Linked DNA regions of Homo sapiens: region 1 is linked to region 2. Evidence: chromatin loops called from intact Hi-C (ENCODE). Cell type or tissue: PC-9. All regions are shown on one strand. Each heading gives the region's core, and the rest is flanking DNA. Links, peaks and the distances in the headings are about the cores only.

What was found. Hi-C counts contacts between places; a loop is a spot of excess contacts. Peaks named below come from ENCODE experiments on the same cell type or tissue, not always from the same donor. Only the 100,000 strongest peaks of a DNase experiment are listed, where the experiment ranks them.
Region 1: a loop joins it to region 2, with 2.0 times the contacts of the local background. A loop is called at or near these places in 41 of 110 quality-filtered maps.

Annotation. Positions count from the first base shown.
Region 1 is chr14:52,011,428-52,021,423 of GRCh38, forward strand. NID2 (nidogen 2) reads right to left here. Exons shown (of 22, transcript NM_007361.4): 13 at 8,632-8,751; 14 at 7,634-7,867; 15 at 3,627-3,848; 16 at 2,860-3,029; 17 at 127-256. Among named protein-coding and RNA genes, the nearest start is that of RTRAF, 27 kb to the left of the region's middle. RefSeq lists enhancers at 2,337-3,289, 9,484-9,778. In PC-9, for the core only: CTCF peaks have their summits at 2,835 (motif pointing left) and 4,399; no DNase peak of the experiment used is centred there.
Region 2 is chr14:52,075,113-52,085,108 of GRCh38, forward strand. No RefSeq gene overlaps it. Among named protein-coding and RNA genes, the nearest start is that of NID2, 11 kb to the left of the region's middle. RefSeq lists an enhancer at 5,515-6,104. In PC-9, for the core only: no CTCF peak of the experiment used is centred there; DNase peaks (open chromatin) are centred at 1,389, 4,659, 5,509, 5,869 and 1 weaker place; H3K27ac peaks cover 5,007 bases.

The DNA.
Region 1 (9,996 bases), core at 741-8,740, 64 kb before region 2:
TAAAATGACTTGCCTAGAACTTAACCTCCCCTAATGGAGAAAAATCGAGGGGAGACTTCGGCGTAAAGTAGACAAGTGACTTTGTAGAATCAAATGAAATGCAGACTGCTGAGTGAAGCTGCTGACCTGAATTCACGATCGTCTCAGGCTCTGCTCCCAGTTCCAGACCAGCACGGCTGATTGTCCGTCCAGCAACATCTGTCCAGTACACCATCCTCTCCCGGCAGTCGTAATCAATTCCCACGATTATGGAGCCCTTTGTGCATCAAATCATAGAATTAGAAGAATTAGGTTACATTTCCCCTTTGTTCACACTCAGCTGCCTTGCTCATGCACAGCTGCAGTGAGCAACACTGCACTGTGATCCTGCAGGCAACAGAGCAGAGTAGCTGGACATGTGGGCACTCGGGTGAAATCTAGGCTCAGCCACTTAGTAGCCATGTGGCTTTGGGCATTTAACCTCTATGCGTTTGTCTCATTTGCAAAATGAGGCCAATAGTGTACCTGCCTCATATGGTTGCTATAAAAATTAATACTATAAGTGCTTGTAAAGTGTCCTAATCAGTAATTGGCATACAGTAAGCCCTTCAATAGGTGCTATTATGACTGATGATTTAAAAAAAAAAAAAAATCAGCCCCTTCAGTAATTAGAGGACATGGCCTTAAGCAAAATAAGTTTTTAATATTTTACTGGGTAAAAACTGAATCTTTTCCCAATGTCATCAGCACTTTTCCCAGAGCCTTAATAAAATTTGCCACTATATGCCAACAAAATCTACTCTCCCCTCCTCTGTGAATGAGATCTTTCCTCTACCTGAAGTACAATCACCTATACTCCTGCCCCTGACTCTTAGGAGGCAAGATGTTGGTTATATCCTGTACTAAAGAAAGTGTAGTCAGGCACAGTGACTCACGCCTGTAATCCCTGTCCGTTGGGAGGCCAAAGCAGGAGGATTGCTTGAGCCCAGGAGTTCGAGACTGAGCAACATAGTGAGACCCCGTCTAAAAAACAAAAAATAAATGAACTGGGCATGGTGGCACGCACCTGTAGTCCCAGCTACTCAGGAGACCGAGTTGGGAGGATCGCTTGAGCCCAGGAAGTCAAGGCTGCACCAAGCCGAGATGGTGCCACTGCACTGCAGCCTGGGCAACACAGAGCTACACCCTGTCTCAAAAGAAGGAAAAAATCTAATTTATTGGGTTAAGGAACTAGGGAGTAGTGGTTATCCAACCTCTGGCTAGTGAGGTCTCTCCTCCTCATTGCTAAATAAATGACAAGTCTTTTAAAAAAATAATAAAAATAAAAAAAATGCTGAGTCTGATATTTTTCCTCAACTCCATGCAGAACTTGCTTCATTCAGTTTCCAATCCAGGCTCCTGCTCTGAGAAGCCCAGCAGATGTGCAAAGCCAACATTCAGGGGTTAGCTGGCTGTCCCTGAGGTCATACAAGTTCCTGCCTTGCCTAACAGCCTCCTGGGGCTTGGCTTCACTTACGCCCCCTGGGAGCGTAGTCAGCCAAGAAAGATTGTACAAAACGGGATTTGGCTTCAGTGGAAAAACAGGCAGCTTATATGGGGGGCGGGCCTAAGGTCAACTACACTTTTATTTGAAAATTGAAAAGTCGTTTGTCCCAGGCAAGAGTACACATTCAAATGAGCTTCCATTAACCCGGGAATCATGGGATTCATAAACCCATGTCATAACCTCAGGTTAGAGAAAAAGTCCCAGTTTAAGTAAATTTCCTTAAAATGTGCAAATAACCCACGTCCCATTTCTTTCAGTTCCACTACCACTACCATCACCACCCTGTCCTGGTCAGGGGCATGTTCAGAAAGGCAATCAAGCTCTATGACTTGAATAAAAGAGGGTTAGCTTAAAGTGATGTCAACTTCTTAGTCTCTACCTCTTCCAGAGAAAGTTTTACAAAACAATGTGAGAGTTTTCTTGGGGGAGGGGACAGGACCCAACAAACTCGAATCTTAAAAAGAACACATCTCTTCCTAAACACTGGCTGCCTCTAAGCTTTTCTGGAACCAAATAAGTGTCGTTCATTAACAGAAGTAAATGTAAACTTGAATGCCGTACTATTCTTTCTCAGGGATGAGCAAGTGCCTGGAGTGTGAAGTTCAACAATGGAATCAGATGATTTTCCACTGTGTCGATGCCATTCGAGACAGCCACCCTTTTTTTTCCTCCATTTTTGAGAAAACCCGCTCCCCAAAATGGGGTGCCTTGCATTAGGGAGGCTGCTGGCTCAGGAAGCATCAAACATCCCCTGGGGAAGGCTCCATCCACTCCTCTCCCAGCATCACACACTCCTCAAGTTTTCATCTATGGAGTCAGGGAAGGTTAGGAAAGAAGTGGGTCAAAGGGACAGAACCAAAGTGAAAGGGAAGGGCTGCAACGGTGAGACAGTCATTAACTGACTTCCACTTGGAGTCCCCAACAAACCGCAGAGATCACACCTTGTGACTAGTTGTCCTGTCACTTTGATTTCCAGGATTTCCATGGAGATGTTATGACATACAACCCTGGGGACTTAGGGTAAGAGTCGGTCCATTTTCCCTTGGATCACCATACAGCCTCCATGTGCTGACAACTCTAAAGTTCCCTTTCCATATTATCTGAAACTCCATGAACGAACCAGAGAGCACAGCCTTGGTCAGTGACAGGTGACTCCCAGCAAGAGAGAGCCCTGGTCCTATGGTGGTGGCATCGGGCCCATGCCGATGGGCTGCAGCTCAGAAACCCTCCAGGACTTCCCTGCACCAGTCCACCTCACTGCAACAGGGCCTGTGAGGTGGCTCCCACTGGGAAAGCCACGCAGCCCTGCCCCCTACAGGAGAAATCCACTTTACATGCAGAGACAGCAGGGTCTTAGCTGCATCCTTCTGAAGCCTGGTGCCATTGAGGGGTAAGTAGCCAATCTGCTGGCCCTGAGTATAGAGCAGGAAGGTGCCCACAGATGGAGGGGTCACATCTGGCCGGGGCGTGGGCCGGACCATGGGTGGAGCGACGGTGGGTATACCTGTGGGAGAGAGGGTGGGAGAGCAGGAAGGGGAACAAGGGCAGGCAGGGAGATGGGAAGAAAAGTTACTTTACCACATACCAGAGCCTCCAAAAATATCAAAAGTTCTTCGCCCTACGCAGATGTGCTCCAGATGTTCTTCAAAAGAAATTCTAATTTCTAGGGTTTTTTTAAGGATCAATTATGTAAATCTGCCATTTACTAGGGAAGAAGACAGCAAAACACTTCCCTCAGAACAAAGCAGAACAGATTTTTTTTTCAAGAGAAAAAAAAAACAGAGCCAGCATTGTGTCAGCTTCCTTTTAGGACTCCAGAGTGACACGTGTCCCCTGTCACCCTGGGCTGGGGAGGGGGAGTAACTGCCTGCTGAACCGAGTTGCAGATGTTCCAATTATGGAAGCTGCTAATGACAAAAACCAGACACCAAACGCAAATTGGGATCTTGTGTGGACCAGATTATAAATCAACATAGCACATAGTGACTTCTTTCATTAGACCTGGTGACCCCACATGTCCCCCCACTTCACCACAGCAGGCACCATCCCTAGCAAAGGCCTTAGATACAGCTGAGGGGAGCGGGGGCGGCCAGGTGCTTACACGCAGGGGTGGTGCCTGGCTGGGAGCGGGTGCCCTGCACCTCTCTGCCATCTTTGTCCACACACCAGCAGAAGTCGCTCTTTCCGTGGCACTGCAGGGGGATGAAGTGGCCCAGGTCATCGCACTGGGGCACGTACTGGTCATCCCGGGGGGTGCCACCGTAGTGCTCCAGCAGGTTTTCCCTCCAGCGCTCACAGATGGTCGGGGGCCTCTGGGTGGGCTCTGAGCAGATGGGGAAGAGGGAAGAAGAAAAACCTTTGATTGTGAGTCAAGGACAGAATGCAAAATGTAGCTCAAGACCCCATGCCTGGCCTCCTGGCCTTCCTTCTCCTACTGTCCAGGTCTCAGCCAAGCCCGTGGACACCAAACTTGGGAAGCAAATGTGTTCTAAGTACTTCTCCACCATGGGAATCAGAAATAGATCATGTGATGCTTCTTTCTTGCCAGGAGGGTCTGTCATCAAGGCCCAGCCACATCAAGAAAGAACAAGAGGAGGTAAGATCAGCAGTGCAGCTCACTCAGCCTGGGAAGGGGCATGATCTCCTTCTGGCCAGGAGAGGCCCACAAGGCCCATCCTGCCTGTACCTCGGGCGCCTCTGCTGACAGAGCACTTGTGCAGGTGATCCTTGGGGACTCAGTAGCCGAGGTGATGCTTAAAGCCAATTTGTATTCATTCCCCACTTGCTTCAAGCTTCAAGCTCGAAGCTGCTGAGGAGAGGGCCATCTTGCGACTGGCCAGTGTGTGTCTTAGAAAGTATTACTGAAAGCCCAGCGCCACGGTGCCCTCTGTCTACCCACTGGAAAACTACATGGAGTAAAGGTAAAACTGAGTGGAATTAGTAGTAAAGCATAGCAGAGGTGGTGGCAAACAGCTTAAAAATGGTTCTTCCACAGCCCAGTTTCCAGAATTGCTTTAGCCACCCTGCGCCTGGGATTATCTCAAAGCTGAATCTTTTCCTGCAGGCTCTAGCTTCCTGCCGTGTTGCCCTTTCCCCCCCTTTCTCCAGCATCCTCTCCTCTTGTCCCCTCCCTCACAGCTCACTCCATGGTTGAAGTCCTGCTGGCTTTGGTTGCAAAGCAGTTTCCTCCCAGGCTGCTTCCACAGTGCCATTGAGGCTTTGTCCAAAATACAGGTTGTTCTGAGAAGACTCTGCTGCAGAAGGTTATTGAGATAACTTGTTCATTTATGTTAGGACTACCCAAAGGAACTTAAACAAGAGGAGGTGCTTCTCCTTCCTTTTTAATTCCTGCAACTTAAAGCACATGGTCTGCAGAATCACATAGCCAATAACCCTACTTGCTACCACCATTTAGATGTATAATAGAAATCAGAAACTAATAGAAACTGAGCCCCTGCCTTCACCATCAAACCAGCTGCTCCCCTGGTCTTTCCCATATGAGTAAATGGCACCTCCATTTTTCCACTGCTCAGACCTAATTATCCTTGACCCTCCTTTCTCTCACCATCCACATTTGATATGTCAAAAACTCTTTTTAGGGGTAACTTCAGAATCCACTTAGAATATCTTTACTTCTCACTACTGCACCCCCTCACCCTGGTCAAAAAGCCTCATCCTCTCCCTGCAATTTCTGCAACAGCCTTCCCACTGGTTTTCCTGCTTCCACCCTTCTATGCCCTCACTCTCTCCAAAACCAGTGTAAATTCAATTAGCAGCAGCCAGAATGGCCCATTTTAAACATAAAGGCATTTCATGTCACTCCGTTCAAAACCCTCCAGTGACTCTAAAGAACAAAGCTGGGAGCATTATGATCAGGTTCCAGCACCTACAATTCCTCTTGGAACACAAAAGACTGCGAATGAAGTTGTCAGAGCTCAAACCCAACTAGCTCTAGCTCAACTGCACGACTCACCAGAATTGGGGGAAGCGAATGCCGTTAAGTTGTCACTGTAGCTCATGACCCATGGGAGACAAAGCTCTTTTTAAGACCCCGTGGAGAAGGTAAGACTCTGACTTCTTCAGCCAAATGTGTCTCAAGGAACACAGAGAGGGAAATGCTACTTCCTCAAACACTGCAGGATTTCCTGGAGAAGTTCCCAATTCCACCCCTGCTCCACATTCAGAACTCCAAGGATCCATTTTTGCTTTAAGGGACCACCCTGTGCTATGTGTCTGCATTCCAAACAAAGAGACATGCCTAACTCCTGGGAAATGGGTGTCCCAAATCACTCATACATGGGCATCCCTTTCATTCGTTACTATTTGCTACTTTTCAACCCAACCATGAATTTCTTTCTCTTGTGCTTCTGGTTGGCAAGGGTTTAAGTATTTTGAAATTGTGGGCACAGAGCGTCCTTACCCTCCCTCAAGCTGACCCCATCAAACATGAGACCAGTCAGAGATAGCAGTTGGGGCCAAACCAGCGCCGAGAGAGTGTGGGCAGGAAAAAGTCCGCACAAGAGAACACGACCCTATTTTCGTCATTCACTTCTCAGTCTCTTGGTTCCCCCCCCTTTAAAATCTTGGTTCCCCCTTTAAAATCATTGTCCTTAACACATGCCTGTCTTAATAAATTTAATCGAATTCTGAACCATTCCCCAAAGGCACCTCCCAACCATTTGATTTCTTCAAATCCCAGATGGAGTTAGAACCAAGACATTTTCAAAGAGAAGGCATGAGGGAAATAGAATTTCTCTGTACCTTTTTTGGACCTTTAAAATCTTTTCCTAAAAATAGAAACAAAGAGCGACTATGGATCAAACCATTACCAATTTTTACCTATCTGAGAACCGCCAAGACCTGACCTTTTTTTAAAAAAACAAAAAAAACAGAGTCTCACTCTGTTGCCAGGCTGGAGGGCAGTGGCATGATCTTGGCCTACTGCAACCTCTGCCTCCTGGGTTCAAGTGATTCTCCTGCCTCAGCCTCCCGAGGAGCTGGGACTACAGGTGCGTGCCACCACGCCCAGCTAATTTTTGTATTTTTAGTAGAGACGGGGTTTCACTATGTTGGCCAGGATGGTCTCAATCTCTTGACCTCGTGATCCACCCGCCTCGGCCTCCCAAAGTGCTGGGATTACAGGCATGAGCCACCATACCCGGGCAACAGTTAACACCATTAAAAGGGAAAAAAACTATTGGTAATTCTCCAGTTCTTCTTACTTTCACACATTAAAAGCCAAGACTAGTATTTATGGAACCCTTCTCAATAGTAAAAATGGATCTTTGGATAGCAAGCTGTGTCGGAATCATTTTGGCTAAAACGGTATCAAGCCAATCCTATGCTCTTCATTAAATAAAGTTCTTCTGTAATGATTAAAGAAACAAGTTTTACCTATCCCTGAATAATTCAACAAGGAACAGAAAGTTGCCTTATCTGCCTGCTGTTGGAATCGACTGTGAGCACTTGATCACCATGCCCCACCCAGCTGGGGAATGCTCTAGATGGTAGCAGGCATGTTCTCAGGTTGTATGGGCTAACAGAAACCAGATGTCTGTGCCTCCTCTGAGATGTTGGGCTGGGTTACAGAGGGCTGGGATTGTCAGTTTAGAGAAAACTAACTGGCTCCACTAGCAGGTGTTATTTTTCTAATTTTTCCTATTGATACTAACAGAGCGTTCATACTGTTTCCTGCCATTCAGAAGGCAGAGGTAAGTGAGATAGTTACATAGGAAAGCAGTTTTCCTTCTGGTCAAAACGCCAGTCTGGCCAGATCTTCTAACTGTCAGATCTCCCTAAGCTGCTCTATAACAGGTCTAGGGTAGTGTTCTCAGTCTGACCTACATACACAATCTCAACTTTCAGTTTGTACTGGACAAGGGTCTAAGAGGCAAATGTGTAACAGATCATATGTGTCATGTATTGCATATCTCTATGTCCTTATGACACAAACATGCATATTTGTACGCACTATTATTCAAGTCTTCTCAGGAGGAAAGAGGCTATGAAGGATGGTGACTGGCCCCGTGCCTGCGTGGTCTGGGCAGGAATTATGATCTACCTACCACCAGTGCCATTCTGCTTCTTGAGCCCCAGGCCTAAGCTCACCTGGTGATGGTCCACAGTGAGGCGGGGTGGAGCCAGGTGGAGTCTGGGTACCAGGAACTTCATGACCATCAGGGTCCACGCACCAGCAGAAACCAGTGCTGCCATGACACTGTAGGGGCAGGAAGTTGCCCTGCTCGTCGCATTGGGGGATGTGGAACCGGGCCCCAGGGTAGGCATACTGGGCCTGGGCATGGCGCTGCTGTTGTTCACAGGGTGTCAGGCTTGAGGTGGAGTCTTCCAGGATCAAGGCAGAGGAAGACACAAAAGAGAAATAGAAGGCATTGCAACCCATCCACTTCACCAGCCCACAGCGTGGCATGGAAAAGCGCTGGGATTTTGGAGCCCGAGATTCTTATTTTATAATACCTTGCCACTATTTACCTCATTTCTCTCCAGTTCTTCTAGTTCATCCTATAGGTCCCTAGCTGGCTCTAAGTGTAAAGCAGCCCGGCCCCTCCCTATTGTCATCTGGGGAAAATGAGGGATAGCGGTGGCATCTGCCCAACATCCCAAGAGACTCTGGAGAAAACAAGCCAAAGCTCATTCATGCCCTGAGGCCCACAGGTTAAGTCTGAGAAGCTGCAAGCCAACGGCACTCACCACTCACGAGACTGCACCAAGCTAGCCAAGCTCCTCTAACACGGTCGCCACGGGCTTAACCCTGGCTACCGGCGCATAAGGCTCTGCTTAATAAGCTTGATCTCAACACTTCATCCAAATTGCACTCATCAAGGTCAAGCAGATCACTAGGGCAGTTAACCAGAGGGGCTATGAGGTAGGACGATGGGTGGGTCGTCTCCCGCAGGCCTCCAGAAATGTTACGAATCAGTGAACTATCAGTAAACTAGGCAGCAGGAGGTAACCAAGGAAAAAAATCCACAGCTTGGAAAATCCACCAAGGCTCCAGACCAGGCTAAATCAAGAGTGGGCTGTCATAGAAAAATATCCTTGAAGGAGCTAAGAGATTCATGTGCCTAATCTGGCCCTCTGAAACTTACCAGGTATGCACTGAAATCCATCCCCATAATATCCGGGTTGACAACGGCAGGAGAAGGAACCAGGAGTATTGTAGCAGGTAGCTGCAGGGTGACATCTGTTTTCTGAGCATTCATCTACATCTGCAGAGGTCAGAAACAGAAGAAAGAAGCAAAGAACACTATGACTTCACTCACACAATCTGTGCGACTGCATGGGCTTTGGATATGTGGATCAACACCCAGTGAGGTGTCAGCTTCAGAAGACCTTTGAGCATGAGCAGAAAAATGCTGACACCTAAAGGTAAGCTTAATAGAAAGGAAGAAAAAAAATCAAGGAACATGTGAGTTAACACACTAGACTAAACGTGTTCAGTGTAGAAATCAAATGGGTAGTCGCTCACAGAAAAAAACAACACATCTTACAGCATGTTTCATTGACAGTGAATTCAAGGAAGTTATTACCTTTGAACTAACCTTTAGACTATAAGTCATTAACTTCCTTTCAGCAATGCTGCAATAAAGACAAATATATCCAACAATGGTTTTTTTTTCTTTCGTTGTTGGCACCATCTCCCTGTAACATTCGTCTGTAGATGCAAAGGAGCCAGATGAGGCCCAAATATTTTTCAGCTAAGAAGCACATTCTGTCTTGACTAATTAGAATCTTACTATCTAGAACCACACCCCCATTAACCAGGTATTTTCTTTACTTTCCACTTTTAGAAGAAATAAGAAAAAAATATTATCTAGGGTTTTGAAATAATACTTACAAAATGGAAATCTAAATTTGCCAGGCATATCAGTACAAACAATTCAGGCCCCTACACTCTCCACATAGCACCATGAGGATTAATTTTCACCATCATATTTCTCAAAACAACAAAATCCTGACACTTCAAACAAAAGCCAACTTACATTCCTTTTATTTAATGAAATCCGCATATGCCGACAATAGCAAGTCACCCACCCCTCCCATCCCCAGCAGAAAAAAAGCAGCTCTGAGAATTGAATGGTTAAAACTAACGCCCAAGGGATGAGATAAGCTACTTTAAGAGACAGGAAGTCTTTCAGAGTAAAAGGAGGATAAACAAAGGGTGTAGGTCCGATTAAGGCTTGGCTGAAAATAAAACAAAGCAGTAGTTCCATCCATAGTAATAACCAAGTTTCTTTAAAATGTGTGAATAGAAAAAAAAAAAATGTGGGATGGTGTGATCAGTGTGAAACCTAGAAAATGAGAATGTGTTGCATCAATACGGTGCAGCCCATGGTAGAGACACATCAGCATGGGAAGACAGATATTTGAAGCCCTAAATTTGATGTGAATGGGTTGGGAACAGGGCTAGCTCCTCACCCAGGCTCCCATGACCCACATGGAACCTCTTCTAG
Region 2 (9,996 bases), core at 969-8,968:
ACACAGAGGGGAGCTGAGTATCTAAGCCAGTCAGTACCTGCCTTCACCATATTCCTTGGCATGTGAGCAAACAGATCCCTATAAGCTGAGTCCACTGTTGCATGCAGCAGCACCCACTCCTCACGATTGAGCCTTTCCCCCAATTCTTTCTCTACATATGTCTAAAAATACATCTGACCACCACACGTTCCTTTCATGGATCTCCCTCACCTCTGGGGAAAGCTAAGGCTGTCCAGCAGGGAAAGCCCTTTGTAGCTTGGCTTCTGTCACCTTCTGCCCTTTCCCACATTATATCTTAGCAATGATGAGCTACTTCAAGGTCACCACCCACACAAGCGGCTGGACCCTGGTGGGCCTCTGCAAAGGCTGTTCCTTGCCTGTAACACCTTTCCCATCTTCTGATGATCTCTCATTCCTTTCAGTACTCAGTTCAGACATCACATCACATTGGCAGCCTCTCTCAGTTCCAGCTTCCACGGAGAACCTCTCCCCCAGCGCATGCACAACACCCGGGCACACCCCTGTCTGAGCTCCTCACTTATGTGGCTGAAATGGTCTGTTTATGTCTGTCCCCTCCACTGTCTTCAAGGGTAGTTTTCATGGAATGATACATTATTTACTTCTTTTTTCCTTATGCCTGCTTATCTACTCAGTTTCTCTATTTCAGACTGTTTTTACCATGAGCACAGGAAAAGAGAAGGGCCTTAGAAATGCCCTGAGACTTGATAGTCCCACATAGTCACTGGAATGTGAGCCACCCCTTGAGGATAGGACTGTATCTTCCTCATTCTCCATCTCATGGGTTTAGCACAGTGCCTATCTGTTACAGAAGGGCTGTTCAGTAAACCTTTGGTGATTCGAATTAGGGAAAAAGTCCTCTAAAGAAATCTTTCATAACTCCTGTACTTATTTCCTGAATAACCCACTCCCTGATTCTTCACATATTTGTTACATTTTGGATTGTTGCAGAAAAAGGGGGATTAGAACGTTCGGCTTTTTTGTTAGCAGAGAGACACCTTCCCTGCTAATTATGTTTGAAAATGTTATTGCTAATGGCTTTATTTTCCTCCAGAAAGAATAGTGCAGAAAGGCCAGTATTGCTGTCTCCCCTCTTGTAACTCCTACTGAAAGAACAGGCTGAATCACACAATTTAGCACTTAATAATATAACATGAATATCCATCTTCTTTACGAAGACTTCTCTTCCCACCCAGACTGTAGTTCCTCAAAGGTACTACTTTTCACTTCCTTTAAGACTCCAATAGCTACCGTATACAATGTTGAATAAATAAGGGCTGGTCAACTTCTAATGAGTTGGGTGACTGCCCAAGAGTGATGCCAGTATGTGCTGTCTCCATTGGGTAGTGGCCACCGCTGAGTTTCCAGAGGCTGTTGTCCTTGGCTTCTTCTGTGCTTCTTTCCTAGACATGCTTTGCTTCTTACGAAATGGTGTCACCTCATTTCTGTTGCATGTGACCTGCTGGCCACTGTCACCTCCTCTGGAAGTTGATGCATGAGTCAGAACAATGTGAATGAAGCCAATAATAATAATAGCAAGCCTTAATTGAACTTTTATAATGTAGTGTGCTCCGGTTAAGCACTGTGCATGCAATATGTGCAACATTTAATTCACCCAAGGAACATGCCCAGTTTGCAGATAAGGAAACTAAGCTGAGGGGGATTAAGTAACTTGATCAAGAACCAAGCCAGTGAGAATGGAAGGCAGAATTCAAACCCAGGAGGTCAGCCGAGCGTGGTGGCTCACTCCTATAAACCCAGCACTGGGGGAGGCCAATGCAGGAGGATTGCTTGAGCCTAGGAATTCAAGGCCAGCTTGGGCAACACAGTGAGAACCCATCTCTATACCACACAAAAAAAAGCAAAGCCACAAGGTTTGATTCTAGAACCCAGGCTCTTAACCGCTTAAAACTATAGAGCTGAGGTTCCGATCGACCAGTTACCTTACTTAGTAACATGGTCCTAGACTATACATCTAAATCTGCCAATCTGATGAAAGAGTTCTGTCTAGTATTCTCTATCATTTATAAAGCTGGAATTGTATTATCTGTATTGAACACCATCTCATAAATGCCAGAAAATTATAAATATCTAAAATTTTTATAGGAAACATGACCTCATATCCTTAAGGAGCTTGCAATCTAGATTTGGAGATAATAATAGCTATAATTTATTGAGTATTTGTTATGCAGTAGACACTATATTATGTGCAATCCTTACAACAACCTATAAGATAAGGAAAATGAGATTCTGAGAATTTAAGTGACTTGTTCAGGCTATAACAACTAGTACTAGCTGAAGTAGGATATGAATGGCCCCAAGGGGTCACTCACACATAAACATAGTTATGCTTCATTACTCTGGTACAGAAACCCGGTTCATTAGCCATTCAGAATGATTGTGATATCCAAAATGAATCAGAAATCCTCCAAGTATGAACATCAGAAATTACAACGATAACAAATAAATGAAGAGAAATGTGAAGACTACAAAATCACCCCAGTCTTTGATTCCATTGACATAGGCAGACCTCCAAAAAGTAGAATGTTCATATCAGACACAAAGATTAATAGATAAAGATACTCCAGGAGTTGCATAGGATACATTTCCACTGCCAAAGTAAGGTGGAAAAAGAGTCCCCTCCTCTGTGCTGATGCCATGGTTTTACTGCCAAGAAGCCTAAGCAAACATCAGAAACAGCTGTGGTTCTCAACCATAGCTGCAGATCAGAATCTCCTGGAGAAGTTTTTAAACTCTCAAAGCCCAGACAATACCCCAGACCAATTAATTCAGAATTCCAGGGGTGAGACTCAGACATCAGTAGATTTTAAAGTTCCCCAGGTGATTCAAAGTGTAGTCAAGGTTGGGATCAACTGTTCTCTAGACACCTTATAAATGGGTTTTTCTTTGGTACTGATTGGTTGAACCTACTTTCAATATTTTTTCAAGATAAAATGGTCTTTATAGTTTATGTGGCAAAGCAGTGACATTTAAACAAGTTCCTTAAGAGTCAGAATGATTCAGTACTTTTGTAGGGGGAAAAATATGATCTCACCAACTCTGTGGCCCACATCTGTGAGGAAGTAGAATGATCCCTGGCTTGGCCCTACTTCTAGGGAAGTAGAAGGAAAAAGCAAGGCTCCTAAGTTTTCCCAATAATGTGTCGACTCTGCTATTGTACATCTGTGACCTACGGTGCTTCCTGTGAGCCACACTAAATATTGCTATATCAGGCACCAGGCAGAGAATTTGGCCAGGAATTAACCACAACCCAGCCCTTAACATTGGTTTCCTGGACACACCTGATAGTTGAGACACAGCCTAAGGGACATACCATTTCTCTATATTCCTTCTCTGTATTAAGTGAAATCATGAGAAAATAATTTACTTGGATTGTGTTATTTTACCACTCCCAAAAATTCCTTGACTGAGTCAGGATTTAATTTTATAGTTTCAACTTTTTCTTTTAGGAGATGGGGTCTCGCTATGTCGTCCAGGCTGTTCTGAACTCCTGGGCTCAAGTAGATCTCCTACCTCAGCCTCCTGAGTAGTGCTTTCAACTTTTATAGACGGTCTTTATGAGAAAAATCAACTTGATATACATTTCAGTACATTCTTGTAAAGCTATACTCAAAGACATTGTCTACTATTTCAATAAATTTTCTCATATAAGGTTTGCAAGAAAAATGCCTCCTAAAATATGGGACCAGGACTAAGTGGATTTGCAGTCAGACTGGGTGCTGCTTTAATTAGACTTTGAGTCACTGTATAAAGCCATGTAGGTCACTTGGTGCCAGCCACAAAACCTGAGTTTAATCCAGCACGGATTTCATTTTAGAAAAGTATTTTGATATTAGTTCTTCAACTTTATTGTGCTGAACACCAAATGCATCAGCCTTCCCACAAACCCAGTCTTCCTCCCGCCTTCCAGTGCAGCCCAGTGTACCACTATTTCCCCTGACAGCCAAGCTAGAATTAGCCATTTGACTTCCCACTTTCCATCTCGTTGACATCCAGTTACTTGACATCCACAAATCATACATTCACAGAGATCAAGATTTTGTCTATTTTACTCCCCAATATATGTCCAGCCCCTAGCACAATACCTGACTCCCGGTAAATGTTCAATAAACATTTGCGGAAGAAATGAAGTTCATAGATTTACTTCCTGCAGAGTGTCTTGCCTGCTTCTCACTCTCACTGCCAAAATACAAGCAGGTCTCACCACCCTTGCTCTCATGATATGACACTCACTGGTCCACTGCATTCCAACCCATCCCTGCTTCAGTCCACACACTCCAGACTCTCCGAGGTCAGCTGCTGCTCATTAAGCCTTCTAAAATTCCTGAATATGCCCCTTCCTTGCTTAAAGGCACCCTTTGACCTAGAATTCAAGATAAGTGTTTGATATTATTCTTATGTCTGTTTCCAATAATCACTACTTGGAAAGAAAAATGGGAGCAAAGACCAGATTATGGCAGCTATGAAGGAAGAACTGGGAGAGGGTCAGGATGGGGACAAATCCCCTCTATACCTTTCAGGTCATGGGAATGAAAGGAGGTCATGTACATGAAAGCAAGTTAAAACAGCAGAGCACGATGAATAGGGACGTTCTACTTGTTAGTAATCGATGTCCATGAAGATAACCCCCAGTCATTCAAAAAAAATGTGAAGTATTTCAGCCTGTCAGATAAACAGCTGTCTCATTATAGAAAGACTGCTGTTATAGGTTTAGGTTCATAATCTCCCTAGATTAGAACAATCTTTACATTTGTAGAGGAGTTCGTGGTTTACAATGCAGGACTCACAGGCATTATGTCATGTAACTCATTCTAACACTCTTAAGAGATAGGCATTAATATCTTTGTGGGGCAGTACCTTATATAATTTCCACGGTGGAATTTTGATTGTGAACATATTCTTTACTTCTGTGTTATCTTTACCTAAAACCTTGGACTTTGGTTGTGAAGTTAGGTGCCTTGGTCTCTCCACCACAGCTGTCTCTTCTCTTCAGCACCATCCATTGCTCTAAGTACTTCTGGAGTAATCATTCACTGTGCACTATAAGTAGTAGTATTAGTAGTAATAGTAGTAGTAGTAGTAGTGGTGGTAACATATAACATTTATCAAATGTTTCATGGCCCAGGCATGCATCCATTATTTCATTTAATCCTGCTAGCAACTCCTTGGGGAGAATAGTATTATCCCACTTTATATTTATGAGCTCAGAGAAAGAAACTGGGCTGGATCACACAGCTGCTAAGTAGTGAGACTGAGATTTGAACCTGAATAGGCTGACTCAAAACCTGAGTACTTGACATCATTATGCCATATGCTCTAGAACCTTAGGAACATCTCCACCTTTCTAAATTGTCATTTAAAGGTTTCATTTGCAAAAAATTAGCTGAGCATGTTGGTACATGACTGTAGTCCCAGCTACTTGGGAGGTGGAGAAGGGAGGATCGCTTGAGCCCAGGAGTTTTAGGCTACAGTGAGCTTTGATTGCACCACTGCATTCCAGCCTGGGCCACAGAGTGAGAGCTTGTCTCAACAAAAGAAAAAAAACAAGTGTTATTTGTCTCCCCTTGCCATTTCTTTAATTTTTATTCAGTATATTGAATAAACAGGTACCTTTATCAGTTGACTCGGAAAGAATCCTGAGCATTAGGTATCCTTGGGCATCATTATGGATTTGGCCTAAATGTGTTTCTTACATTTTCTCCCTTATTTCACAGACTCATAGCTTTTTAGTACTGGAAGGAGCCTGAGAAATCCTGTAATCTAATCTCCACATTTTTGTGTGACAAAACTCTGACTCAGTAAGATTCAGTCACTCGTTCAAGCGTCACAGCACCAATAGGAAGAAAACCAGATATCTGGTGTCACAGGCTAGTGGTCAGTGAGCCAGAGTTCCAGCCCTTTCTGTTGCACTTTAAGCCAGGAATGAACAGAGGAGAGGAGAGAAGAACACCTACTGTCAGATCAGCACAAAGCACTTGTGATGCATTCTTTCTGAGCTCTCTGGCTATTATCTTTTCAAACATAAAGTATATAGGAAGGGCTTAATAGATCCTTGTTCAGTTGACTTAGATGTGGGAGCATTAACTTAAGAGCTGGGATTGAAAAGACCTTTTAGCTCCTACTTGAAGCATCTGGTGGCCACAGTAAACAGAATAACAGGTAGATTCATAAAAGCAGAAAGCCAGCTTCTCACTGTTCTTTTCTGGCAGGAGGGAAAAGTTGGTCTATTACTAGAAGAGGAATAAAACAATACAAAGGCACTTGGGGGAGCGCCCTCCCATCAGCTTAGACTCTCAGGGTGCTGTTCTGTGGAGTGGTCACTTCATTAAAAACATCTGGTGTACCACAGCCATTACTTACAGTGCGATTTTAAAGACTTATTTACACAGGACAGTCTAATTCAGCCTCTCCTATTTACAAACCCAAATTTGTCAGACCTGAATCATTAATAAGCCACACAAATAGAGTCAGTCTCTTTTTTAGGCTCAGCTGGAAAATGGACTTGACAAAGCTCAGCTCAGCTTTCCAGCCCTGGGCTCAGGAGATTCTGTTGTGTTGTTATTTTTGTGTGTGTGTGTGTGTGTTTTCTATCTCCTCCTCTTTCTTTTCCTCTTTTGTTTTGTTTTGTTTTTACTGCTGCAAGGTAAAATATAATTGGGAACAGGGTGGCTATTTTGCCAAATCCGATGCTAACTGCTAAAGAGGTGATTCTCATGCTGTCCATGAGCGTTGCAGTTTACCTTGTGGAGCTTAAGCATTAGGGTCCCCAAACTGGAAGAGGAGAGAGACCCTGGTTCTGCCCTTCAAGTGCCTTTTTAATTCACAGTTTCGATAGAAGGAAGAGGAGCTTGAGGAATTTAAGAGAAACATGATGAATCCATCCTTCGGGTAGGGAAAGGGAGCCCTCACCTGTGAAGGGGGTGCTGTCTGGTGTTCAAGCCTTGATGGACACCATCCACAACCCCCTGTCATGCATGGTGAGTAACTGAGCGTGACCTCCACTACACACTTTGCATTTATATAGAGAGCTTCCAAGCTATGGTTCCAAACTCCCAATCTTTCCTCACATAGCAAGAATATCAGAGTTAATTTACACTTGGCAACCACCCCTGTCAATTTAAAAGTAGTTTCTCCCAACTCTATCCAGAAACTGTACAGGATGAATCAAGACTTGTGGAGACATTTTTTAAAAATAAAACATTAATTAAATTTTTCTTCCAATGGCATATTTTTAAATTTTGTTTTTAGATTTATATATATTAAAATTCAATTTTTTGGTGTACAATTCTATGAGTCTTTACAAATACTTAGAGATGCATAATGAACCCCACAATCAAGATACACAATGGCTCTGTGACCCTAAAATGTTCACCAGTACTTCTGCTTTCCTCACTCCACCCTAATCCCTGGCTGCCACTAATCTATGTGGTCTCCAACCCTATAGTGGTGATTTTTCAGAGTGTCAAATACATAGAATCAAATAGCTTTTTGAATTCCTTTTTTTGTTCTTCACTCTGACACCCACGCTGGAGTGCAGTGGAGTGATCATGAGCTCAAGCGATCCTCCTGCCTCAGCCTCCCATATAACTGGGACCACAGGCGTGTGCCACCACACCGAGCTAATTTTTATATTTTTTGTAGAGACAGGGCCTCCCTATGTTGCCCAGGTTGGTCTCGAACTCCCGGGCTCAAGCTATTCTCCCACCTCAGCCTCCCCAAGTGTTGGGATTACAGGAGTGAGCCATGGTGCCTGGACATTTGTTCCTTTTTAGTGTTGAGCAGTATTCCATTTTATGGGTGTACCACAGTTTGTTTATCCATTCACTGGTTGAAGGACATTGAACTGTTTTCCAGATGTTAGTGCTTATGAATAAATCAGCTACAAACATTCATGTACAGATTTTCATGTGAAGATAAGTTTTTCTTTCACTTTTTCTAGGATTGGGATTGCTGGGTCATAGGCTAAGTGTATGTTTAACTGTTAAAGACACTGCCAAGCTGTTTTCCAGAGTGGCTGTGCAATTTTACATTCCCATCAGCAATGTGTAAATGGTCTGGTTTCTCCACATCCTCTCCAGCATTTGGTTGTCACTATGTTTTACTTTTAGACATAATGATCCATGTGTAGTGGTATCTCATTGTGGTTTTAATTTGCATTTCTCTAATTATTAATGATTTTTGTGCATCTTTTCATATGATTATTTGCTGTCTGTGTATTCAAAGTGTTTAAGTAGTCTTTATTTCAAACATGATATATGCTTATTAAAAATTGAAATACTACAGAAATATGTTATATAGAACACAAAAGTTTCCTATATTAGTTTCTAGATATAGCCACTGTTAACAACTACTTCATGTATATTCCTCCATATTTTTCCATGCATATGCTAATATTTATTATTTATAAAAGTATTTGTTTTTGCAAAAATGGTGGTATTTTATATGTACTGCATGGGAACTTACTTTTATCACTTAACAATAATCTTGTATAGCTTTCCATATCTGTATATTTAGATTAACACCCATTTTTTCTGATGACTTTATAGTATAAGCTATCTTGGAGATATTGTGCGTTTGGTTCCAGACCACTGCAATAAAATGAACACTGCAATAAAGCAAGTTACACAATTTTTTTTGGTTTCCTAGTACATATAAAAGTTATGTTTACACTATAATGCAGTGTATTAAGTGTGCAATAGCATTATGTCTGAAAAACAATGTACATACCTTAACTTAAAAATACTTTATTGCTAAAAAATACTAATAGCCATCAGAGACTTCAGTGAGTTGTATCTTTTTGCTGGGGGGAGGGTCTTACCTCCATGGGCTGCTGACTAATCAAGGTGATGGCTCCTGAAGGTTAGAGTTGGTGTGGCAATTTCTTAAAATATGACAACAATGAAGCTTGCCACATTGATTCACTCTTCCTTCCACAAAAGGAAGCTTGAGATGCTGTTTGATAGCATTTTACCCACAGTAGAATGTCTTTCAAAATTGCAGTCAGTCCTCTCAAACCCTGCTGCTGATTTATCAATTAAGTTAATGGACTATTCTAACTCCTTTTTCAATGATATTCACAGCACCTTTACCAGGATCAGATTCCATCTCAAGAAACTACTTTCTTTGCTCATCCATAAGAAGTAACTTCTCATTCACTGAAGTTTTATCATGAGGTTGCAGCAATTCAGTCACATCTTCGGGCTCCCCTTCTAATTCTAGTTCTCTTACTGTTTCTACCACATCTGCAGCTCCTTCCTCCACTGAAGTCTTGAGCTCTTTAAAGTCATCCATGAGGGTTGGAATCAACTTCTTCCAAACTCCTGTTAATGTTGATATTTTGACCTTCTTCCATGAATCATGAACATTCTTAATGGCATCTAAAATGGTAAATACTTTCCAGAAGGTTTTAAGTTTACTTTCCCAGATCCATCAGAGGAATCACTATATATAGCAGCTATAGCCTTAGGAAATGTATTTCTTAAATAATAAGACTTCAAAGTCAAAATTTCTCCTTGATCTATGGGCTGTAGAATGGCTATTGTGTTGGCAAGCATGAAAACAACATTCATTTCCTTGTACATCTTCATCAGAGCTCTTGGGTGACTAGGTTCCTTGTCAATGAGCAGTAATATTTTGAAACAAATCTTTTTTCTGAGCAGTAGGTCTCAACAGTAGGCTTAAAATATTCAGTAAACCATGTTGTAAACAGATGTGCTGTCACCTAGGCTTTGTTGTTCCACTTACAGAGTACAGGCAGAGTAAATTTAGTATAGCTCTTAAGAGCTCTAGGATTTGGAGAATGCTAAAGGAGCATTGGCTTCAACATAAAGTCACCAGCTGCACTGGCCCCTAACAAGAGAATCAGCCTGCCCTTTGAAGCTTTGAAGTCAGGCATTGACTTCTCCTCACTAGCTAGGAAAGTCCTAGATGACATCTTCTTTCAATAGAAGGTTCTTT